Linked DNA regions of Mus musculus: region 1 is linked to region 2. A link is a loop called in an ENCODE intact Hi-C map of the cell type or tissue named here. Cell type or tissue: left cerebral cortex. All regions are shown on one strand. Links, peaks and the distances in the headings refer to the core of each region. The heading gives the core; the rest is flanking DNA. Region 1 overlaps Gm46288 (a long non-coding RNA gene). Region 2 holds the start of Gosr1 (golgi SNAP receptor complex member 1).

Evidence for each region. A loop is a pair of places that touch in the nucleus more often than their neighbours do. Peaks named below come from ENCODE experiments on the same cell type or tissue, not always from the same donor. Only the 100,000 strongest peaks of a DNase experiment are listed, where the experiment ranks them.
Region 1: a loop joins it to region 2, with 7 times the contacts of the local background. A loop is called at or near these places in 6 of 42 quality-filtered maps.

The regions. Positions count from the first base shown.
Region 1 is chr11:76,649,241-76,660,575 of GRCm38, reverse strand. It overlaps Gm46288 (a long non-coding RNA gene), which reads right to left. Exons shown (of 3, transcript XR_001780268.2): 2 at 2,201-2,298; 3 at 649-944. Among named protein-coding and RNA genes, the nearest start is that of Bhlha9, 18 kb to the left of the region's middle. In left cerebral cortex, for the core only: CTCF peaks have their summits at 5,334 (motif pointing left) and 8,447 (motif pointing left); DNase peaks (open chromatin) are centred at 5,323 and 9,513.
Region 2 is chr11:76,758,168-76,769,502 of GRCm38, reverse strand. It overlaps Gosr1 (golgi SNAP receptor complex member 1), which reads left to right and starts at 5,925. Exons shown (of 9, transcript NM_016810.4): 1 at 5,925-5,983; 2 at 8,148-8,268. The coding sequence starts at 5,953. In left cerebral cortex, for the core only: a CTCF peak has its summit at 5,824 (motif pointing right); a DNase peak (open chromatin) is centred at 5,875; H3K4me3 peaks cover 1,232 bases; H3K27ac peaks cover 585 bases.

The DNA.
Region 1 (11,335 bases), core at 2,001-10,000, 110 kb after region 2:
TCCTTCCCCAGCCTCGGACACTGGAGATTACAGATGTGCTACCATGTTGGACTTGTTTTAAACCCATAGGTTTGGCAAGAGATGATGACTCAAGCTGTCATTTCCAAGCCTTCCCTGCAGTTGACTGTGACATGTCTAGTGTGTGCAGAATCAATGGGCTCCCCGCCTCACTCTTCCCCCTCCCCCACCCTCCCATTTTCCCCCCTCTCCCCCTCCACCCCTCTCCCTTTGCCCCTCCCCCTCTTCCCACCTTCTCCCTCTCTCCCTCTCCCCCTCTCCCTTTTCTCCACCCTCCACACATACACTAGCTTCCTTCCTCCCAGCTCCTTCCCTTTCAAAGCCACCAGCTATGCCAGCCAGCAATGGGAGTCACAGGCTAGAAATGACACAGCTACCAGACTCTGAAGTCCCAGATTTTGTTTTGTTTTGTTTTGTTTTGTTTTTCGAGACAGGGTTTCTCTGTATAACCCTGGCTGTCCTGGAACTCACTCTGTAGACCAGGCTAGCCTCAAACTCAGAAATTTGCCTGCCTCTGCCTCCCAAGTGCTGGAATTAAAGGCCCGTGCCACCACACCATTGCCTAGCAAGTCACTACTTCTTGATGCCAAGAAGAAAACTGCCCAGGAGGAATTCCTGGCTGGAAACACTGAGAGTGGGACTTAGCTATCACAGCACCTAAAATTCCTTGAACAAGGAAAAATTAAAAATTGATCCTGGCCTCCTGTGCAGTAAGTAAGGCAGCATCGGCCCCAGGGCACTCATGCCATGACTGGAGGAGATCTGGGAAGGAAAAGGAAGCAAAGAGACAGGAAAATCTGGTCCAAAAAGCTCAAAATTCAGGGCCAGGTGGCCAGGAGTATGAGTCACAGCTTACCAGGCAGGTGACTTCGACATTCAGCAGGACAAACGTCCAGGCTATTCAGGAGGTAATATGTGTAAGACTCCTGTTTGATAAAGAAATTAAAACAGTGCTGAGCACACTTTGGCAGAGTGTTACCCATTGTTCCTGGGTAGATTTACTTCACATATAAATGTATTACAGCTTATTACGCTCAGAGTTGTCACTTCAACAAGGCCCTGGAATTTGGAAGCCTCTCAGGTCTCCGGCCCCCACCTCCCCAGGCTCTCCCAGACGAGCAGGCCTGTGCCTTTGCTTGCACCATAAATCAGGCCCCACAGGCCTGTAATTATGAGACCACGAAGGCGGGCTGAGCCCACCCTGTCCCAGGGGCTTCCTGCACTCCGCCCCTCCAGAGGGGGAGGACCGGGCTGGGAGCTGGGGGGTCCCTCCTCAGGCCCCTGATTTATGGCAGTCTGTGTGAAGGAGATTTACGAGCCAAGACCCAGAGCTGGAACGAGGTGGAAGCGTGGGGAGCGAGGTGCAGGATACTTGGTGTCCTGCACCAAGTGGGCTTGTGGAAGGGGTGAAGGCCCTCTCCTGGGGCTTCTTCCTCGTGCTCGGTGATTCTATGGGACATCTGGCTGTGCCCTTAGATAGACCACCTTTATACCATCAGATATATCATCATTTTCAGATGAACTGTTAAACACTCCCATGTGTTGCTTTGACTGCAAAGCTCAGTGGTCTCTGGAGAGCCAGTCTACCCCCAGATTCTGCCTTCATCACGCTCCCAAATGCAAGGACCCTGGCTAGGACAGACACCAGCGTGGGGTAGCTCAGGGAAGGGAACAAAAGAGGATAGCCTCCAAGCCCTGCTCACTTAGATTTGAGACCCAAATGCTTGCTGTACTTTTTGTTTGGAGACAGGGTCTCTTGTAACCCAGGCTGGCCTCAAACTCGCCATGTAGCTGCAGCTAGTCTTAAAACTCTGATCCTCCTGCCTCAGCTGCTAAATGCTGGGGTTACAGGGCCACAAGGCCTGGCCTTCTGGTGGTTTTATGCCGTTTCACAGAAGTGGAAACAACTTCCTGGTGGACACACAGCTCAAAGTGATCAGGTGTCTGAGTGATTTAACGTGAGGACGGAAGAGACCTGAGCTTACTGGTAAGACAGAATACATCGAGGGACACAATTCATGGCAACTCCTGGGAAAAAAGGGCCTGAGGCCTGGAACATCAGCAGCAGGAAGAGGACAAGAGGCCACCTAGCAGGCATAACTAGGTCTCTTTCTTCTAGGAATGTGGCCAGCAGCCACACTTCTGGTGGGACATGAAGCCTGTTCTCTGATGTAGCACTCACCTCTGTCCACTGTAGAATGCACCTGCTTCTGAAAGGGGTCGGGCTGTTGCAGCAGCGGGTCCAGAAACCCTCTTAGCCATAGTAGGCAGGCAGCCATGCTAGAAGGTAGAGGGATGATCTTTGTTTACCTTTGGTACAAGGAAGAATGGCTTCCCAACCGATTTTTTTTTTCATTTTACTTTATGTGTGTGGGTGTTTCCCTGCGTGTATGTCTGCGTGTATGTCTGAGGGTATCAGGTCTCTCTCTCTCTCTCTCTCTCTCTCTCTGGTTTTTCGAGACAGGGTTTCTCTGTGTAGCCCTGTCTGTCCTGGAACTCACTCTGTAGACCAGGCTGGCCTCGAACTCAGAAATCCACCTGCCTCTGCCTCCCAAGTGCTGGAATTAAAGGCGTGCGCCACCACTGCCCTGCTTGGGTATTGGATCTCTTGAAACTGGAGTTCCTGACCTATGAGAGTCGCCATGGGAATGCACTCCGGAAGAACAGCAGAGTGCTCTCAGCCACTCAGCCTCCCCTCCAGCTCACAATAGATACTTCTTTGTTCATTTATTTTAGAAAGGAGCTCACGGAGTAGTGCTGGCTGGCCTTGATTTTGCCGAGATCTACCCTGCCCTGCCTCCAGAGAGCTGAGATTATAGGCATGCACCACACCTGGCAAATTTTGAATGGATTTCTGACTCAGATTTCACCTCAGGCAATTGATTTAACCTCTCTGACCCTGACTCCTCATTTGAACAATTAGAACAATAAAACCATCTAAGGAGGGGATGGGGGATGCTCACAAGGTGAGTGCTTGCTCTCTAGGTATCAGGACCAGAGTTCAACTCCCCAGTGCTTATGGGGGTGGGGCCCTTCAACAGGAAAGAGAGCTTGCTCCCTAGACAAACCATCTGAGTTCAACCCCAGGGACCCATAAGGTAGAAGAGAGAACCCGCTCCCCAAATTGTCCTCTGACTTCCGCACGTGCACATGGCATGTATATATGCACCACACACATAGACACAATGAATAAAGGTAATGAAAAACAAATGAAAAAGAAGATCTGAGTGTGACTGTGCATGCCTGCATATGGCTACACATGACTATAACCCCAGAATCGACAAGGCAGAGACAGATGGTTTTGGAGTACTCATAGCCAGCTAGCCTAGACAAAATGGTGAGCCTCCAGTTTAGTGAGAGAGCCTGTCTCAAGATGGTAAGGTTAAAAAGAGCAGTAGAGGGGCTGGGGAGATGGCTCAGCAGTTAAGAGCACTGGCTGCTTGCTCTTCCAGAGGTCCTGAATTCAATTCCCAGCAACCACATGGTAACTCACAACCAACTGTAATGAGATCTGATGCCTTCAACAGTGTACTCAGAAATGAAATAAATACATCTTTTTTTTAAAGGGGAGTAAAAAAGGCCATAGAGGAAGACACCTGATGTTCTTGTCCAGTTTCCACACGTGCATGCATATAGCATGTGCACCTGCAAACTCACATAGCGTGTGCTACACACGCAACACTCATCACAGCCTGCACACATACAAGCTGCACTCACAAAGCATGTGCCACACACCACACAAAACACACACACAGACAAAGAAAAGTCAGGTGGCTCAAACCACCATATAAGTAAAAATAAAACTAAATTTTAAATAAATAAGCCAGGGGCAGAGGGAATGTCTGAATCATTAACACACTTGTGTACCACTTGACCCCTGGTCTTAATGCACACACACACACACACACACACACACACACACACATCCATGAACATATGCATACACATAAAAATAAACCCTTCCATCTCCTTATGCAGTTTTGTTTTCTACTACCTTCAAGTTTCTCCTTCATTTTTTATTTTACATGTATGGGTGTTTTGCCTGTCTCTGGTATATAGTTTATTAATCAAGGAAAAGGAGAGGCTGGGGAGATTGCTCAGTGGTTAGGACCCCTTGCTGCTCTTCCAGAGGCCCTAGAACTGTCTTCAACTCCAATTTCAGGGGATCTGACACCCTCGTCTGACCTTTGTGAGTAATAGGCATGAACATGGTTCATAGACATACATGTAGTCAAAACTCAGACACATAAAATAATAAGTAATGCATTATTAAAGAAATTGAATGTAAAAATTAATTATACACTAAAGAATGATTTAAAAACAGTTTTCTTTTCAAACATTTGGTGTGTATACTTTTACGTACTTATATACTCAAGGTTGAATAAAATTTTCTAGGATGAAAAAAAAGGTGGTGAACAGAAAAAATTTGAGGCATGCACATGGGGTGAGGGGTGGAGACAGGACCTTGCTATGCAGCCTTGGTTGGCCTGGAACTTGCTATACACACCAGGCTGGCCTCAAACTCACAGATACCCACCCGCTTCTGCCTCTGTAACCCTGGAGTTAATAGCTTGCACCACCACACCCATCTCAGTGAAAAGATTTTAAGCAGCCATATACAGAATGAAGTACTCAAGTATATAATTCCTGCACCGCCCCCACTGCCCATTCTGCCCAGCCTATGGCCAACAAAGACTAGCAGCCCCAATCCCGACTTGTTCTCTGGGTCTGTCTGTTCCTCCACAAATGTTCCAATATAGATACTTCCGTAGTTAACTTGTTGCAATCAGTCAGGAATACAAAGAAGCATGGTGGCACGAACACCTTTAAAGTCAGCAGTCCCGATGGGGGTGGGGGTTGTAAGCCGCATGCAAAAAAAAAAAAAAAAAAAAAAAAAAAAGGAAGGAAAGAAAGAAAAGGAAGGAAGGGAGGGAGGGAGGGAGGAAGAAAGGAAGGAAGGAAGGAAGGAAGGAAGGAAGGAAGGAAGGAAGGAAGGAAGGAAGGACAGCTTAGCCTCAGAGCCAAGCAGACGCCATCCAGCAAAGTCTAAAACTCAGCAGACTTGGTGTGGCTGAGCCACATTAGCGTATCTGCACCCAACAGAAAGTCCTCTCCTTTTTCCGTTGTTCCTGGGTGTGTGGACGAAGCACAGAATGCGATCTAAGCAAGAGTCAGTTCTTCCTTTTGGGGGCTGTCATTTGGGTTGATTCACCCTTTAAACACGGGTAACTTGGAAAATTTTCACTCCTAAGACTGAACTTTGAAAAGAATACTTTGGAGAGGCAAAAGAGAATTTAGATGGCTCGCTTCCACCCTCTGCTGGTCATGATATGGAACTTTAAAGAGAGAGACAATTTATGTGCAAACACAGGCTTTGGGGCTTATGTTGTCTCTGAGGTTACAGCAAACGCACAAGTTTATTCTCCCAAGTCGCCGAGCTCCTGCTGCTGCGGTGAGGGCTCCTCCAATTCCTCCTAGAAGCCCTCCCTTCCCAATATCTTTAAAAGGGTTTTTTTTTTTTTTGAGGGGGAGGATGTAGTTTTGGAGTTTTATTACATACCTTTATTTATTGTGTGTGCACGCATGTGTGTGAAAGAATGCCACACTGAATGTGTAAAGGTCAGAGGATTGGCAGGAATTGATTCTTTCTCCATCATGACCATACTAGGGATCAAACTCAGTTCATCTGGCTTTCAAGCAAGTGCCTTTACCCCTTGAGCTATCTTCCTGTTTGGTTGTGGTGCAGTTAATCAAATCCTGATTCTTGCCCATTTTTAAATAGTGTGTGTGTGTGTGTGTGTGTGTGTGTGTGTGTGTGTGTGTGCACGTGCGCTATAGTAGGAAAGCACTGTGTCATTACATGCCCAGCCTCTGCAGCATAGTTTTGCATATTAAATATCATACTAAGTGAGGTGGCTCATAACTGTAATCCCAGTAGTCCTGTGTTCCAGACGCTGAGGCAAGAAGATTTTGAACCTAAGCTACATGACAAGAAACTACCTCTTATAAAAGCAAAAATATCCAAGCAAACAGAAAAGGCAAATATTGTATGGTGATCCATTCTTCTAATCCCAGCACTCAGGAGGCTGAAGCAGGAGAATCACAAGTTCAAAACCACCGTGGGTCACAAACAGAGTTTGAGGCCAGTCTAAGCTTTATAGCAAGATCCTATCACAGAGGGCTGGGGAGTAGGACTGGGGGGGGGGGGGTGTAGGGGCTCAGCAGTTAAAAGCACTTGCTGCTCTTCTAGAGGGGACCTGAGTTTGATTCTCAGCACCCACAAGGCAGTTCACAACCATCTGCAACCCCAGTTCCAGGGGATCTGATGCCTTCTTTTAGCCCCTTTGGATACCAGGCACCAACATGGTGCCCTGATGAAATACTTTCTCTAAAATGCCAAATATAATGGACTGGACATTATAAGTATATATCATTACCTTATAATTTGCATAGTTGTCATAATTATATTTGTAGTGGTAATATTTTAATCTGCTCTAAACTCCCCAGCAGGTGCACATGCACTTCTTGCTACTGCCCCAATGTTATGGATTCATGAATGAAAGGCACACACACACACACACACACACACACACACACACACACATACACACACACACACACACACAGACAGCCTTTTATTTTAATATGCCTTAAACAATGGCTAAGCACTTCCAGAAACCTCCCCACAGCTAACACTCTGTCCCCTCTGATATTCCTGAATTATAACTTACTAAAACCTATATCCCACTTTGGCCACCACATACATAAAATAAATAAATTTAAAGAAAAAATTCCTTAAAAAAAAAAAAGGAAATATAGGACCAGCAAGATGGTAAGGTGCCATCAAGCCTGCATACCTGGAACCATCATGGTTGAAAGAGAGAACGTGCCCCTGCAAGTTATCTTTTGGACCCCAAATGTGTGCCCTGGCATGTGCATGTACAGAGTGAGAGACAGAGAGACAGAGACAGAGACCCACACACACATACACACAGAGAGAAGACAGACAGACAGACACAGAGACAGAACAATTACATAGAAGCTACAGTTGTTGGCACAGTCCTGTGATTCCAGTGCTTAAGAGATGGAGGCAGGAGGGTCAGGAGTTCAAAGTCACCCTTGGCTACACAGCAAGTTCATAGCCAGCCTGGCCTAAAGAAAGCCAGGTAGTGTCATGGTGCATGACTGTAATCCTGCACTTCAGAGGCTAAAGTAGGAGAAAAAAATTGAGCCTGAGTTACATAGCAAAATCTCAGTCTCTGTCTCTCTCGTTCTCTCATTCTCTCTCTCTCTCTCTCTCTCTCTCTCTCTCTCTCTCTCTCTCTCTCACACACACACACACACACACACACAGAGGAGGGGGCTAAGGATATAGTTTACCAGCATGAGAAACTGAGCTCAAGTCCCCTGTGGTGTGTGTGCATGCATGTGTGTGTGGGAGAGAGAAATATATCCACCACAATGACTGGTTCAGTATGCAAATAAAGAGCCCTACAGGGATGAAGAAATGGCTCAGTCATTAAAGCGCTTGCTGCACCATGTAATAGAGCAGGCCCACGGCTGTAATCCCCACACTGGGAAGGCAGTTACAGGCCTGGGCTCACTGGCCAGCTCATTTAGCCTACTCAGTAAGTTTTAGGCCAGTGAGGACAGTCTGAAGAAAACAGTGTGGACAGCTCCCAGACAACCAGTGCAGGAGGTTGTCCCCTCACCCACTTGTATCTACACACACATACAGCTGCACCCACACTACACATGCACACCCACACAGCCACACCCACACTACACATGCACACACATACAGCTGCACCCACACTACACACACACACATGCACACAGCCACACCCACACTACACATGCACACACATACAGCCATACCCACACTACACACACGCACATGCACACAGCCACACCCACACTACACATGCACACACATACAGCTGCACCCACACTACACACACACACATGCACACAGCCACACCCACACTACACATGCACACACATACAGCCGTACCCACACTACATGTGTAAACACACACTACACCCACACACGCATACAGCATGCCTACAAAGAATCAGAAACTTTCTTCCATTCCCATGAAATGAAGGTGTATCTGCTATACTGTCAAATACATCAATACTGCACCAGAGTAGAAGTCACAGCAGGACGTGCCTGTGGCCCCAGTACTCAGGAGGCTGAGGCAGCAGAGCATTTGAATCCAGAAGCAGGAGCCTATGCCACACAGCAAAACTTTCTAAGGAAGGGAGGAGGGAAGAAAGGAGGGAGGGAGAGTAGAACAAAAGGATAAAAAGAGAAAGAGAATGGGCTGGACAGATGGCTCAACAGTTAAGAGCACTGACTGCTCTTCTAGAGGGCCTGAATTCAATTCCCAGCTGGTGGCTCACAACCATCTGTAATGGGATCGGATGCCCTCTTCTGGTGTGTCTGAAAACAGCAACAGTGTACTCATATACAAAAACTAAACAAATAAATCGAGAGAGAGAGAGAGAAAGAGAGAGAAAGAGAGAGAGAGAGAGAGAGAGATGGCTTGGTCTCAGTCATTAAAGTGCTTGCTATACTAGAGAGGACCTGACTTCAATTGCCAGAACCTATTTAATAAAAGTGGCACATACTTTTAATTTCAGCTTTGGGGAGGCAGAGGCAGGCAGATGTCTGTGAATTTGAGGCCAGTCTGATCTGCACATTGAGTTCCAGGCCAGCCAGTGCTAAACAGTACCCAGAGAAAAGACTAGTGGTGATGGAGAGGGGAAGTTTGGGGTTTGGGTTTGTTTTGATTATTTTTTATAAACAAAGACATTCTTTAGCCCAGTAGTTTGGGAAGTCACTCTTTACCCCAGGCTGACTTTGAACTCAGGACAGTCCTCCTGCCTCTGCCTCCCAAGTTCTGGAATTGCAGGCTTATGGTTTTGTATCCTGGGTGTGGTTTGGGGTATCTAGTGCTGGGGTTTGAACATCTTGGCAGATGCTGTCTTAGCCTACAGGTCTAACCTGTGCTCCTATAGGGAGTCTTTGCCTGGGGGCACTTGTGGGGGAAGCTACAACATCTTCTCCAGCACAGCTGTGTGTGCCCAGGGCTCATAAGGCTCCAACACCTATGCCAGACGCCTTTGCTGTGAGAAGAGGCTGGAAGCCCAAGAGACAGGCGTGGCAGTCTTCAGGAAGGGCCGCTGCTGGGCGTGGCTTCTCAGAGTCAGGTTGAGGCTCTACTGAGTAACAAGTGCTCCAGCTCCCATCTTGAGCAGAAGTAGCTTGAAGGAACACCCCTGCCGATCACACAGTCTCTCCCTCTCCCTCCCTCCCTCCCTCCCTCCCTCCCTCCCTCCCTCCCTCCCTCCCTCCCTTCCTCCCTCCCTTTCCCTGTCCCCCTCCCTCTTCTCTCTCGCTCGTTCTGGCGCTGGGATATGGCTATTTTCACACGGAAGCAGAGAGCTGGCTTGAGAACAGAGCTAGCTAGCAACGAGAAAAGACAGCTTGGAACTATATTGAGTCACGTGACCTGAGGACTAGCCCAAACCATCCCTAAAGCTGTACTCCATGCCACCCACTGTTCAAGAGCGCGAGCCAGTTGAACTATTCTATTGCTTCAGTTGCTGCTAAACTGACAATTACTGTACAAATTGCACATTCCATGAACCCATGGGGCAGACTCCATCCGTTTCTGATGGACTTCCCTTCCCTTCCCTTCCCTTCCCTTCCCTTCCCTTCCCTTCCCTTCCCTTCCCTTCCCTTCCCTTCCCTTCCCTTCCCCTCTCCCTGTCCTCTTTCCCTGTTTTCTGACAGGCTCTCACTATGTAGTCCAGTCTGGCCTTAAACATCTTCCTGCCTGCATGCTAGGTGTGCAGCTGTGTGCCACTGTGCCTCCCTTTTTTAGCTTTTTTAGGGAGGCAAGAATGCCACCCTGTGTGGTGAGAGCATGGCCTCCACTGTCCATCCTTCACCTTCCACCTTGTTTGAGACAGAATTCCTTGTTTTTCACCAGTGTATATCTTAGGCTAGGTGGACCACTGTATACCTCAGGCTAGGTGGACCACTGTATACCTCAGGCTAGATGGACCACTGTATACCTCAGGCTAGGTGGACGTGAAGCCTCCAGAGAGTCTCTTCTCTCTGCCTCCCATTTTCCTGTAGGAGAGATGGAAGTGCAGGTGCTCACACTACTACACGTGACTTTTTTTCATTATTACATATTTGTAGATTACGTATCTGCGAATGGGTATGAGCATGCTGAGTACAGGCATGCAGAGTTATCACTGGATCCCTAGAGCTTGAGAAACAGTGCTTGTGAGCTGCGTAACTTGGGGGCTGAGTACTGAACTTGGGTCCTCTGGAAAAGCAACAAGAGCTCGTAACTGGTGAGCCTCTCTCTAGCCCTGGTGTCTAACTTCTACAAGGGTCCTGGGGATCCGAACTCGGGTTGTCAGGCTTAAACACCAAGCACTTTACCCACAGTTACCCCCAAGCAGCCCCTCTCTTTCTGTCAGTGACCCCCCTATTTGTTTGGAACTCTATGTAGACCAGGCTGGTCTTGAACTCACAAAGATCCACTTGCCTCTGCCACCTGAGTGCAGGGATTAAAGGTGTGTGCCAGTATGGCCAGCTGTTATATTTAATTTATAAACAGGTGTGAATATACGAATATGAGCACAGGAATACAGGCAGTCTCGGGTCACGCAGCGGATATGGAGGTCCGAGGAAAACGTGTGGAAATCAGTTCTGCACTCCCACCTTGCTGGCTGGAGGCAGGGTCTGCTCTCTTATTTCTGTGCGTTTGCTGTTTACTGCAGCGCGGCTGACCTGAGAGCTTCCAAGGTGATTCTCTCATCTCCCGCCTTTCTAGAGAGGAGCCCTGGGACTCAAGATGTGTGCCTCCACAGCTGTTTTGTTGTTGGGTTCTTTATTTTATTATTATTATTATTATTATTATTTTATGTGTATGAGTGTTTTGCCTACATGTAGGCCTGTGCACCACCTGTGTGCCTGATGCCCGAGGAGGTGGTGAGCCTCCATGTGGGTTCTGGGAATCAAATCTGGGTCCTCTGCAACAACAAGTGCTCTAACCACTGAGCCATCCTTCCAGCCCCCACAGTCGGCTTTTAAGTCACTCTGGGGATGGACCTCTGGTCATCAGGTCTGCATAGTTTCCATTGCTGTGAAGAGACACCATGACCAAGGCAACTCTTATAAAGGTAAACATTTAACTGGGGCTGGCTGACAGATTCCGAGGTTTTAGTCTACTATCACCATGGCGGGGAGCATGGCGGCACGCAGGCAGACACGGTGCTGGGAAGGAGCTGA
Region 2 (11,335 bases), core at 2,153-10,152:
ATTTTCCCTTTGATTTAGTGTCCTTCCCTATCTTTTTTGATAACTTTTGGTTGAAAGTCTATTTTATTGGATACTAGAAGCCAAAATACCCAACAAAGGGGAGACAGAACCTGTAGAGTATGGACTACTAGTGGACAGACACAGCCCTCAGTTGAGGGATGAGGCCACCCACCCACCTCAAAAATATTAATCCAGAATTCCTCCTGTCAAAAGGAAATGCAGGGCAAAGAGTGGAGCAGAGACTGAAGGAAAGGCCATCCAGAGACTGCCCCACCTAAGGATCCATCCCATCTGCAGACACCAAACCCAGATACTATTGCTGACGCCAAGAAATGCTTGCTGACATGAGCCTGGTATAGCTGTCCCTGAGAGGCTCTGCCAGAGCCATACCAATACAGTTACGGATGCTCATAGCCAACCATTGGACTGAGCCCAGGGACCTCAAGGGAGAAGTTAGGGCAAGGACTGAAGGAGCTAAAGGGGTTTGCAGCCCCATAGAAAGAACAACAATATCAACCAACCAGACTCAGTCAGGGTTTCTATTCCTGCACAAACATCATGACCAAGAAGCAAGTTGGGGAGGAAAGGGTTTATTCATCTTACACTTTCCACATTGCCGTTGATCACCAAAGGATGCCAGGACTGGAACTCAAGCAGGTCAGGAAGCAGGAGCTGATGCAGAGGCCATAGAGGGATGTTCCCCACTGGCTTGCTCAACTTGCTCTCTTATAGAACCCAAGACTATCAGCCCAGAGATGGTACCACCCACAAGGGGCCCTTCCTCCTTGATCATTAATTGAGAAAATGCCTTACAGCTGGATCTCATGGAGGCATTTCCTCAACTGAAACTCCTTTCTCTGTGATAACTCCATCATGTGTCAAGTTGACACACAAAACCAGAGAGTACACCCCCCAAAGCTCCCAGGGACTAACCCACCAACCAAAGAGTGCACATGGGGCATGCAGGGTTGGGGGGAACTTATAGCTCAGCTGAATATGTAGCAGAGGATTGCTTTATCGGGCATCACTGGAAGGGAAGGCCCTCTGTCCTGTGGAGGCTCGATGACCCAGGATAGGGGAATGCTAGGGAGCTGAGGCAGGAGTGGGTGGGTAGGGGAGCACCCTCATAGTGAGATGGGGAGAGGGGAGAAGGAGGAGATAGGGGGTTTGTGAAGGGAAAACTGGGATGGGGATAACATTTGAAATGTAAATAAATAAAATAACCAATAAAAAGAAAGGAAAAAAATGAGTTCTCTGGGACAAACATTCTTGAATTTTGTATGGTCTAGTGTTGGGGCTTTTGATGAGAGAGAATTTTCTAAGCCTCTCAAAGGGCCTTAGAATAATTGGTTGTCTTGAGTTAAGAGCCTGGTATGTGATGGTACCATGCATGTTTAATGCAGATGTCTTTATATTGGAGAAGCCTGTGTTAATATGTAAGCAGTGAAGAGAATCTGGGGAGGTGCTGAGGGTATAGCTTTTTGCGTCTCATTTTTAAGTTAATGACGTGTTTTCAGACAGCTGGGCCCCAGGGAACCTCTCTCCTGGAAGCCTGCTTCTATCCTGAGGCATGAGAAGGAATCCTCAAACAATTAAAGAGTGGAGAGTTAGAGGCTTCGCCATCCTCTACTTGATACATTCGCTTCGCCTGAGCACTGCTTTCTTACCAGACACGGTGTCCATACAACCTGGTTTAGAAACATAGATGTCTAAATCTTTAAAAAAAAAAAAAAAAAAAAAAAAAACAAAAAAAAAACAAACCCTGCCTTTCAATGCAGACAGAAGCCGTAGGAAACCCAGTGTCAATACCCCGTTGACTCTCCCAAGAAGACATGGTGGGGGTGGGGAAGCCATGGCTTATTTCTGAGCAGTTAAGGAAAGCTGTCTACCAGGCGCTCCCTCCAGGACCACAGCAAGAAATCTTCAGTTAGCATCTCCACGGAGAGCTGTACCTGCAAGACTAAGATGTCAGCCCAATTTGTACAGGCAGATCCTCTGACTCACCAGTAAATACCGTGGATTTAATTCATCTGTTATTGTATGCCTATGTTTGTGTGGTATCTGTGTATGTATATATGCGTGTTTGCATATGTGTGAGCATACATACACGTGTGTGTGCCTGTGTACACTGGAGCTTACTGTCAAGTGTCTTCCTCACTACTCTTCAGAGTCTCTCACTTGACTAGAGCTCAGCGATTTGGATAGCCCAGCTAGCCAGCTTGCTTCAGACATCTCTTGTCTCTGCCGTCCAAGAGTGGGGATTACAGGCAAGTTGCCATCCTCTTGCCTGGCATTGATGTGGGTGCCGGGGATTCGAACTCCAGTTCTTACATTTGCATGACAAACACTTTATCTACTGGGCCATCTCCCCCGGTTGTTTGTTCACTCTTTCGTGTCATGTATCTCTAGTCTGAATACGGAAGGTTTTGCTGTTCTTTGGCTGAAGTCTAAAGTGATAGTGAATAAAGGCATTTGGCTTTTGCGCAGTGACTGTGAGCCTCTTCCCACACACCATGGGAGAGCGAGCCCACAGGCTTAGTAACCAGTGAACACGGAGCTCATTTGGAGAAAACTACTTTGTTTTCTAATATGTTAATACTTGGAAACACTCAAATGTTAAGGTCCATTTCTTACCTATAATTTCTGGAATAAATTCCCTCAGACTTCCCTGAATTAAGATTATCTCGGTAGATGCTTGGGAGGTTTGACTCAAACCTTCTCTTGAGGGATCCAAGAATCACATGCCCACATGGCCACGCACACAAGGCCTGTGGAACCAAAGGTTTATTTTCTTGTCTTAAGCATATTTTATGTACTTCTTTTTTTCATTTAATTTAATTTTTTACTTGCATACTTTACATTTCGCTTACTGCCTCCCTCCTGATCACCCTTCTCACAATCCTTCCCCATCTACCCTCCCCTTCTCCGCTGAGCAGGTGAAGGACCTCTGGTCATCCCTCCCCACCCACCCCCCGACACCCACCCCCCACCCTCACCCCCGCACCCTGGACTTCAAGCCTCTTCAAGGCTAGGCACTTTCTCTCCCACTGAGGCCAGACAAGGCAGCCCAGCTAGAACAAATCACAGAAAGGCAACAGCTTTTGCGATAGCCCCCGCTCCAGTTGTTTGGGACCCACATGAAGACCAAGCCGCACATCTGCTACATATGTGAGGGGAGGCCTAGGTCCAGCCTGTGTTTGTTCTCCACCCAGAAGCTGATTCAGACAGAAGCAGCCACCCACAGACAAACAGTGGGGACTCTTATGGAAGAATAGGAGGAAGGATTGTGGACCCCGAAGGGGATAGGAACTCCACAGGAAGACAAACAGAGTCAACTAATCTGACTCTTAGAGACTGAACCACCAACATACACTTGGAGTACTTCTAATAAGACATTCTACACAGTGAAATCATTATGTTCTGGCTTATCACCGTGGAATGTAAATACATTTCATTATTTCCCCAGAAAAATAGCAATGGTCCTGTGGGAAGTACAATTATTTTCAACTGTCACTCAAACATTACTAAAATGATGGCAATGAATAAGTTCAAGAACGGAGAGAAGATAAAGAGATAAGACGAATTGTTAGAGAAAATTTACATGAAAAGCTTCATTTCTCGACAAGATAAACATGTTTGTATTCTTCCTTCGAAGGACAGTGAGAACTTGTGCGTCGTAGGTAGAACAACTAGACGTTGAAAAGAGGAAAGATGTCAGAGGCTAGAAACCTCAGGATCCAAAGAACAACGTGCCAGTGAGTTCCTGGGGGTCATTTTGGGTCTTACATACCTACATCGCACCAGAAATGGCAAAAGGTACAGACTAGAAACACTGTAAGCTAATGGCTCTCAACCTTCCTGATGCCGTGACCCTTAATGCAGTTCCTCATCTTGTTTTGACCCCAAATCATAAAGTTATTTTATTTCATAACTGTAATTTTGCTACTGCTATGAATCATAGTGAAAATATCTGTGTTTTGTGATGGTCTTAGGTAACCCCTGTGAAAGAGTCCTTTGACACCTCCACCCCACCCCAAGGAAGTCACAACCCACAGGTTGAGAACCATTGCTTACATAGCCCTGGCTGTCCTGGAACTCACTGTGTAAACCGGACCATCTCAAACTCACAGAAATCCACTTGCCTTTGCCTCCCAAGGGCTGGAATTAAAGGAGCACGCCACCACACCCAGCTATAAACAATCGTGTGACCAATGGTTTTAAAAAGCATCAGCAGGGAACAGTCTCCACAAAGAAAAGAAGAAGTGAGTGCAAAAGACCTGAAAAAGTCAATGATGGGAATAAGCTCACCAGATAGGTTCAGCAGCAACCTGCAGCGGGCAGGGAAACACCCGCTAGTCTGTCAATCACCCTGCAGGCAGAATAGAAGATGTTCTCCAAACAGAACAATGGGAAATCGAGTTTAAGAAATGCATAGCCAGGGACCTGGGGAGATGGCCCAGTGTCCTGAACAAAGAATGATCTGCAATCGCTGTGCTATTTTCAAGCAAGTTTGGTTTTTAGGTATACAGCAAACAGAAATGAAAGAAAGAGACAGCAAGCAGGAGGTAGTAGTTCATGAGATCAGACACTTACGTCATCCAGCAGAAAGCAACGGAGGAGACCTGGAGAGCAAAAACCAGCTAGTTGGAGCCTCTCTCTGACCCACAAAAAGGGTTCCAGGAAGAACGGCTTCTCTTAGGTAAGATGTCCAATGAACCATTCCCACCGTGGGCATCTTTATGTCAGGAAGGTCAGAGGGAATGATCAGCTGTGATCAAGGACACGGTGTGTTAACTCAGATACTCTCCTTCTGTCCTCCCGGACCTGGTATTTTTTACTCTTTGGGCCATTTTGCTACACTATTGCTTTCTCACAGAGCCAGCCAGGTAGCCCATCCCCAGCCAGGGGGTCTCTGGGACAATTTACAAGAAATATGCTTGGGTATTAAGTATGTGTGTGACTGGGGCACGGGGTGACAACCCTATGTCCACAACCAGCTTTTCAATGGACTTAAACAACACATAACAATTTATTACTATAATGCATATTATACTCAGCCAGTAAATTGCTTGGCATGCATGCATTAGGATGTGAGTTCAGATCCCTAGGACAAACATGAAAAGGCCAGGCGTGTCATCATATGTCTGTAATCCCAGCACTGGGAAAGCCAAAACTGGGGCTGGATAGCCAGCTAGTCTAACGACATCAGTGAGCTTCAGGCTGTGGGCACATGGAAGCTGTTAGCAAGGGACAGAGGACTGATGCTCTGCTGTAGACATAGGGAAGTCAACCAGGGAAGGAACTTTACATACTGGACAGTGGAAGATGGGCAGGAAAAGAACCACTGGCTCTGAGAAAGGAAAATGCTGATTGAAGGTACTTTTTCTTTTTCTTTTTCTTTTTCTTCTTGAGACATTTATCCCCACCTAGCCTTGAACTCTCTATGTAGCTGAGGATGACCTTGAACTTCTGGTCTTTTTATCCCCACATTCTGAGTACTAGGATTAAAGGCATATACTACCATGTTCTGTTTATGGAATGCTGGGGGTCGAACCCAGACCCTCTTACATTCAGGCAAGGCACCTGCCCCATTAAGCTTGACACCACCACCACCACCCCCCCACCTCCGGTCCCAAGACATCCTATTTAAGGGGAGATAATGGAAATTGTGTCTCTCCTCTAAGTCACCCGCTGAAAAGAACAATCCGAGATGAAGAAATTGAAGACTGAAGACTGAAAAGATGTGGTATGAACACCCAGAACAGCTAAACGACGCTTTCAAACGAGCTACTTAAAGCTGTAAAATAACGAATTGTCCACCAGGTGGCAGTGTCTAAGGAGGCTAGCGTATCCCATCAGCCTCGGCGCTCGGGGGTGGAAGAAGGCGTGGAGGTGACTCTCTGGCCTTCAAGGCCTCTACTCGCCTGTCCCGACTGACGTTGGGCAACAAAGATGGCGGCAGGAACCAGCAATTACTGGGAAGGTGAGGGCAAGGCCTCGGAGTGGGTTCCACCGGGTGCAGAGTGAACTTAATGAGGCTGGATCTTGAGGGAGGCAGCAGAGGGAAGAGCCAGGCTACGGAATGAGCCACACTTTGGGATGAGGTTGTCCAAGAGGAGCCCTGGGCCTGGGAACTTGGGGAAGGAGCTGGGGCGGAGTGAGCCGGACCTGGGAAGGGGTTGGGTCCGGGAGTGGAGGGAGCCGGGATGGAGAGGAAGAGGCGCCTGAGGCTCCAGATGGAAGTGTGTGAGGGGTAGTGAGGCTCTCCGGATGGGGCTGCGGGGACGAGCTCTTGGGAGGAGGGTGTTGAGCAACAATATCCAGAGCCCGGAAGACGAGCAGTCAGAACCTTGGAGTTGAGGTCACTGTCAGACAACTAGGAGTGAGGAGGGACTTGTCAGCGCCAGCCTTGCAGGGATATTTTAGTGGATGGTCGTCTCCTCCTGGACCCCAACTGGCAATTTGAGATTGAGACTTTAATGACGACTGGGTGACAGAATACTGAAAATAACTGTACCTTCTTCCCTGGACTCCAAGATCGGTTTTGTTAAAAATGATAGCAAAAAAAGGTTCTAATGAATACGTTTGCTGTTCGTCTCCCGCCAGGAAAACCTTCAGTTGTGCTTATTTAATTCCTGAAAGTCTGGTCCACTCAAGTGAGGTCACACAAAACCTTCCTAGTCCACAGTGATCCACAGAGATCAGAAATGGCCCACTTTGTTTCATTTAACCTTTTGCTTATTTAGTTTTTAAGCCTATTTCCTCTTTTTGTCCCATGAAGCCCCTGGGAAATATGGTATTGTCACCATCAGCCAGTAGATCTAAGGGACTGAATTTTATGTTCTGTCATGTTTTCAAAATACATTCTACTTTATGCTTTTCATTAGACTAAATAGATAAATAGAATTACAGAGAAACATGCCTATAGTTTAAAATGTGTATTTAAAATGCCCTTTGGAAATACTTGTCGTAGCTAGAATTTCTTTTTAAACTATGTAGATAGGAGTAGCTGCTATGATAGTCATTATTGATAGTCATTAGGCTGTGGGTTTTTGAAACACTATACTGTAATAATTAAAGCAATTAATATATTGACAATATATCTTTGTACCAGATGCTTTAAGCATGTATAGAAAAACTGAAAGCTTGAGGTTTTTAAATGAACTGGATCATCAGTAAATCTCAAAGACAATAGGTGGCTGAGCTGACGTTAGGAGTGGGATTTGGTCTCTGGGTAGATACACTCCACCATATAATTCTGCTTCCTGCCTTGGATTGCAAAATATAATGACACAGTGTCTTGATATTCTTTAGTCCTGAGACATTCTTACATTATTCCTTCCTGTGTTTACTCCTTTCATTTGAATTTCACCATGAACACACACACACACATACACATATATGCATGCATACATACATACATACGTACGTATGTACATACATATTGGGTTTCCAAGTATGGCTCCTTTCATTCAGCCGTTCAGAAACCAAGCTTCTACACCAGTTTATCTGTTTGCTTCTACTTTTAAAACATATGCTTTAAAAAAAAAAAAAAACCTGTCACATTTGTCTTGTTCAAAGTGTACTCTTTGTTTTTACCTGATACCCCCCCAATTTTTTTTTTTTTATTAATTTGCTTTTGCTTTTTCCTTGTGTTTAATTGCTGAGGTATTTTGCCTGTTTGAAAAACGAAAAGGCAAGACCCAAACTCCTAACAGAGTTTTGAAACAAAGAAAACTGTGTCAAAAAGAATGCTAGCTTCTTAGAAAGCTATCTGGTAAACTGATGTGAGGGTTATAGACCATCTTCATTTCTCCGTGATTTATATTCTCCCCTTGTTGCCCTTTAAGTTACAGCAGTTGGTTGTTGCTATGAGAGCATTCTCAGGGATGCTATGGCACTGGCTGTCAAGCTGTCTTTGAAAGAAAAGGGACAGGTTGTGTGTCTCCCACAACTGCCTCCCTCATGGCTCCCATCTGAACTTTAAATACTTGACCAATTTATTTTCTTAGACATGCCTTTGGTTTCTGAGTAACTAGATCAGAGATCAATATGTGATCATTTTCATAGTTGCCTTTCTTAAAATATCTTAGGAATTTAGCGTCTACTGATAGACCAATGATTTACTTTTGTAATTTTCTTAAAAGATCTCAGGAAACAAGCTCGGCAGCTGGAAAACGAACTTGACCTGAAACTCGTTTCCTTCAGTAAACTCTGTACGAGCTACAGCCACAGCGGCTCACGGGATGGAGGACGCGATAGGTACAGGTACTGCCAGACTCTGATGCCTGACTCTGGGATGCTTTAAAAGAACACCGACATAGAGAACTCTGTTACCTGATCTGCTGCTAAGCTGCTGATGTTTTGATTTTGTTGTCATTATCTTTGTGTGTATGTGTCTGTCCATCTGTCTCTGTGTCTCTCTGTGTGTATCTGTCTGTGTATCTTTAATCCCAATTCTTCCTAATTCTTGAGACTAACATTTATTTGAGATCTTAAAGATTGTGATAGCTGAGGAAGAAACTTCTTGAGTTTAAAAATGAGTTTGTATCAATAGTAAGTTTCTAAAGGCATGCTTGTACACTTCTGCCAGCACTAGGAGGCAGAGACAGGGGACACATGATTGTAAATTCATTCCGGGCTCCATAGCAGATCCAAAGAAGTTTCATTCTTAGTCCACAGAAATGTCTGGTCTGCCCACATGATTTTTGTTTTGTTTTGTTTTGTTTTGTTTTGTTTTGTTTTGTTTTTGTATTTCGAGATAGGCTTTCTCTGTGTAGCCCTGGCTGTCCTGGAACTCACTCTGTAGATCAGGCTGACCTCGAACTCAGAAATCTGCCTGCCTCTGCCTCCACAGGGCTGGGATTAAAGGGCTCTACCACCATCTGGCTGATATTTTTGTTTTCTAATTTCTCAGTGGAACTGTATACACGTATGCAGACTGTTTTTCTGGTGTTTATGGTTTAGAATGACTCTAATGCAGGACCCTCACAATCATGGAAGGTGGTTGTTGTTGTTGTTTTGAGAAACTAGCATATTACAACTCAAGGAAAAGTTATTTGGTGGCAGGGGGTGTGGTCGGGAGGTGAGGGCAAGGTTTGAGACAGGGTTTCTCTGTGTAAAGAGCCCCTGGCTGTCCTGAAACTTGCCATGTATTCCAGCCTGGCCTCTAACTCATAAGAGATCCACCTGCCTCTGCCTCCCTAGTGCTGGGATTAAACGTGTGTGCCACCATGTCTGGCTGAAAGTTTATATTTTTAAATCTTCTGATTATTTAATCACTTGTTTCAAAAAAAAAATCAGAAAATGTTTGAGATTCTTAGAAATGTAAGTAATAACATGAACCCTATTTTGTTAATGTCTCTTTTTAAAATATAACCAATGCAAGTTAAATAAAGCCCCTGGTAGCGTCCCACACTATACTTCTCATTTACATAGAAATATCACTATTTTTGTTACAGATCTTGGTATTTCTAGTCAATTCATAGTATTATACAAAAGCTATTTTGTAGTTTGCTTTTTTTAATTTAACATGTCTTTGAAGTTCAGCTATGGGTGCATTTGGTCACTGTCTTTATTTGCTACATATATTAAACACCTATGTTAGAGCTTAACTATTTGATAGATATTTCTAATTTTTGATACTTAATAATAAGTTTAATAGCTAATATGATCACTGTATTTGAAGTTCTGTTCTTAAAATTTTGTATAAATGTTGCTATGAACATTTTCACCTGGATTGTACTTATGCATACACCCAGCAATGAGATTATTGATAGCAGAGTGGAGGGTGGATATTTGCTAGCTAATATTGACAACAATAAAACTGAGCTCGAATCTCCAGAACACACATCCTGTATACATCACAACAAATCTCTTTTCGCTATTGTAGCCAAAGTGTTGGTCCTTTTGCATAGGGGCTATGGCTTGCAAAGCTAGCAGGTACAATGTGTGGACTCAGGGACCTAGAAACAAGCTAGCAGCACCCGTGGACCTCAGGGCAAGACTTTGTTTTGCACACTTTCATTCACCAAGTATGGGGCATGAGGGTCGTTTTTGCTTTTGTTTCTTTTTTTTTTAAGATTTATTTATTATTATATCTAAGTACATTGTAGCTGTCTTCAGACACACCAGAAGACGGTGTCAGATCTCATTAAGGATGGTTGTGGGTCACCATGTGGTTGCTGGGATTTGAACTCAGGACCTTCGGAAGAGCAGTCGGTGCTCTTACCTGCTAAGCCATCTCTCCAGCCCTGCTTTTGTTTCTTACTGAGTGTGTTTTCTGTTCAGAAGGCTTTTTTTCTGGATTTAAGGCTCATATCTGTTTTTTCCAGCAGTATACAATTTTCAAACACAAACCTGCCAGGAAGTATTGTTATGGGAGGCTTCTCCTGTGCTCTCTGCTTGGATTCCCTTTTAAAGAAACAAAGTCTTGAGAACATTCTGAATTCAGCTACACACTGGGGCTGATTTTGCTTTCCCTAGAGAGCCTAAGGTTATGAGGTTGCAGGCTGAGGCTGGAGCTCCGTGTCCGGGAACTGTAATCCCCAGCTCTGGAAAATAAAGACAGACTGTGCATGCTGTCCTAGTTAAGGTTTTACTGCTGTGAACAGGCACCGTGACCAAGGCAAGTCTTATAAGGACAGCATTTCATTGGGGCTGGCTTACAGGTTCAGAGGTTCAGTCCATTATCATCAAGGCAGGAACATGGCATCATCCAGGCAGGAGGAGCTGAGAGTTCTACATCTTCATCTGAAGGCTGCTAGCAGAGCAGCTAGGATGAGGTCTTAAAGCCCACACCCACAGTGACACACCTACTCCACAAGGGCCACACCTCCTAATAGTGCCAGTCCCTGGCCAAGTGTACACAAACCATCACACATGCTCAGTGTTCGTTTTGATTTCCAGCATGTCGCACAAATGCAGTCATCAGTGAACAGAACTTTTCTTTTAAGAGTCTTGGGGTTTTTTTTTCTGTATGTTGAGAGTCAAGGGCTATTTAATTGAACTAAATTCAACTGAATCCTAATGTTAGAGAGAATGAGGTGGGTTTTTAAAAAAAAATTATTTATTTGTTTTATGTAAGTACATTGTCACTGACTTCAGACACACTAGAAGAGGTTTCATTACAGATGGTTGTGAGCCACCATGTGGTTGCTGGGATTTGAACTCACAACCTCTGGAAGAGCAGTCGGTGCTCATAACCAGCCCTGAGAATGAGGGGTTTTCCTTTTTTTTTTTTTTCTTTTAATAAGAATGAGGGTTTTTTTTTTAACCATTTCCCTAGACTTCTCTACTATCCTAAGAATAGTGAATATTGGAAGAGATTGCCCTG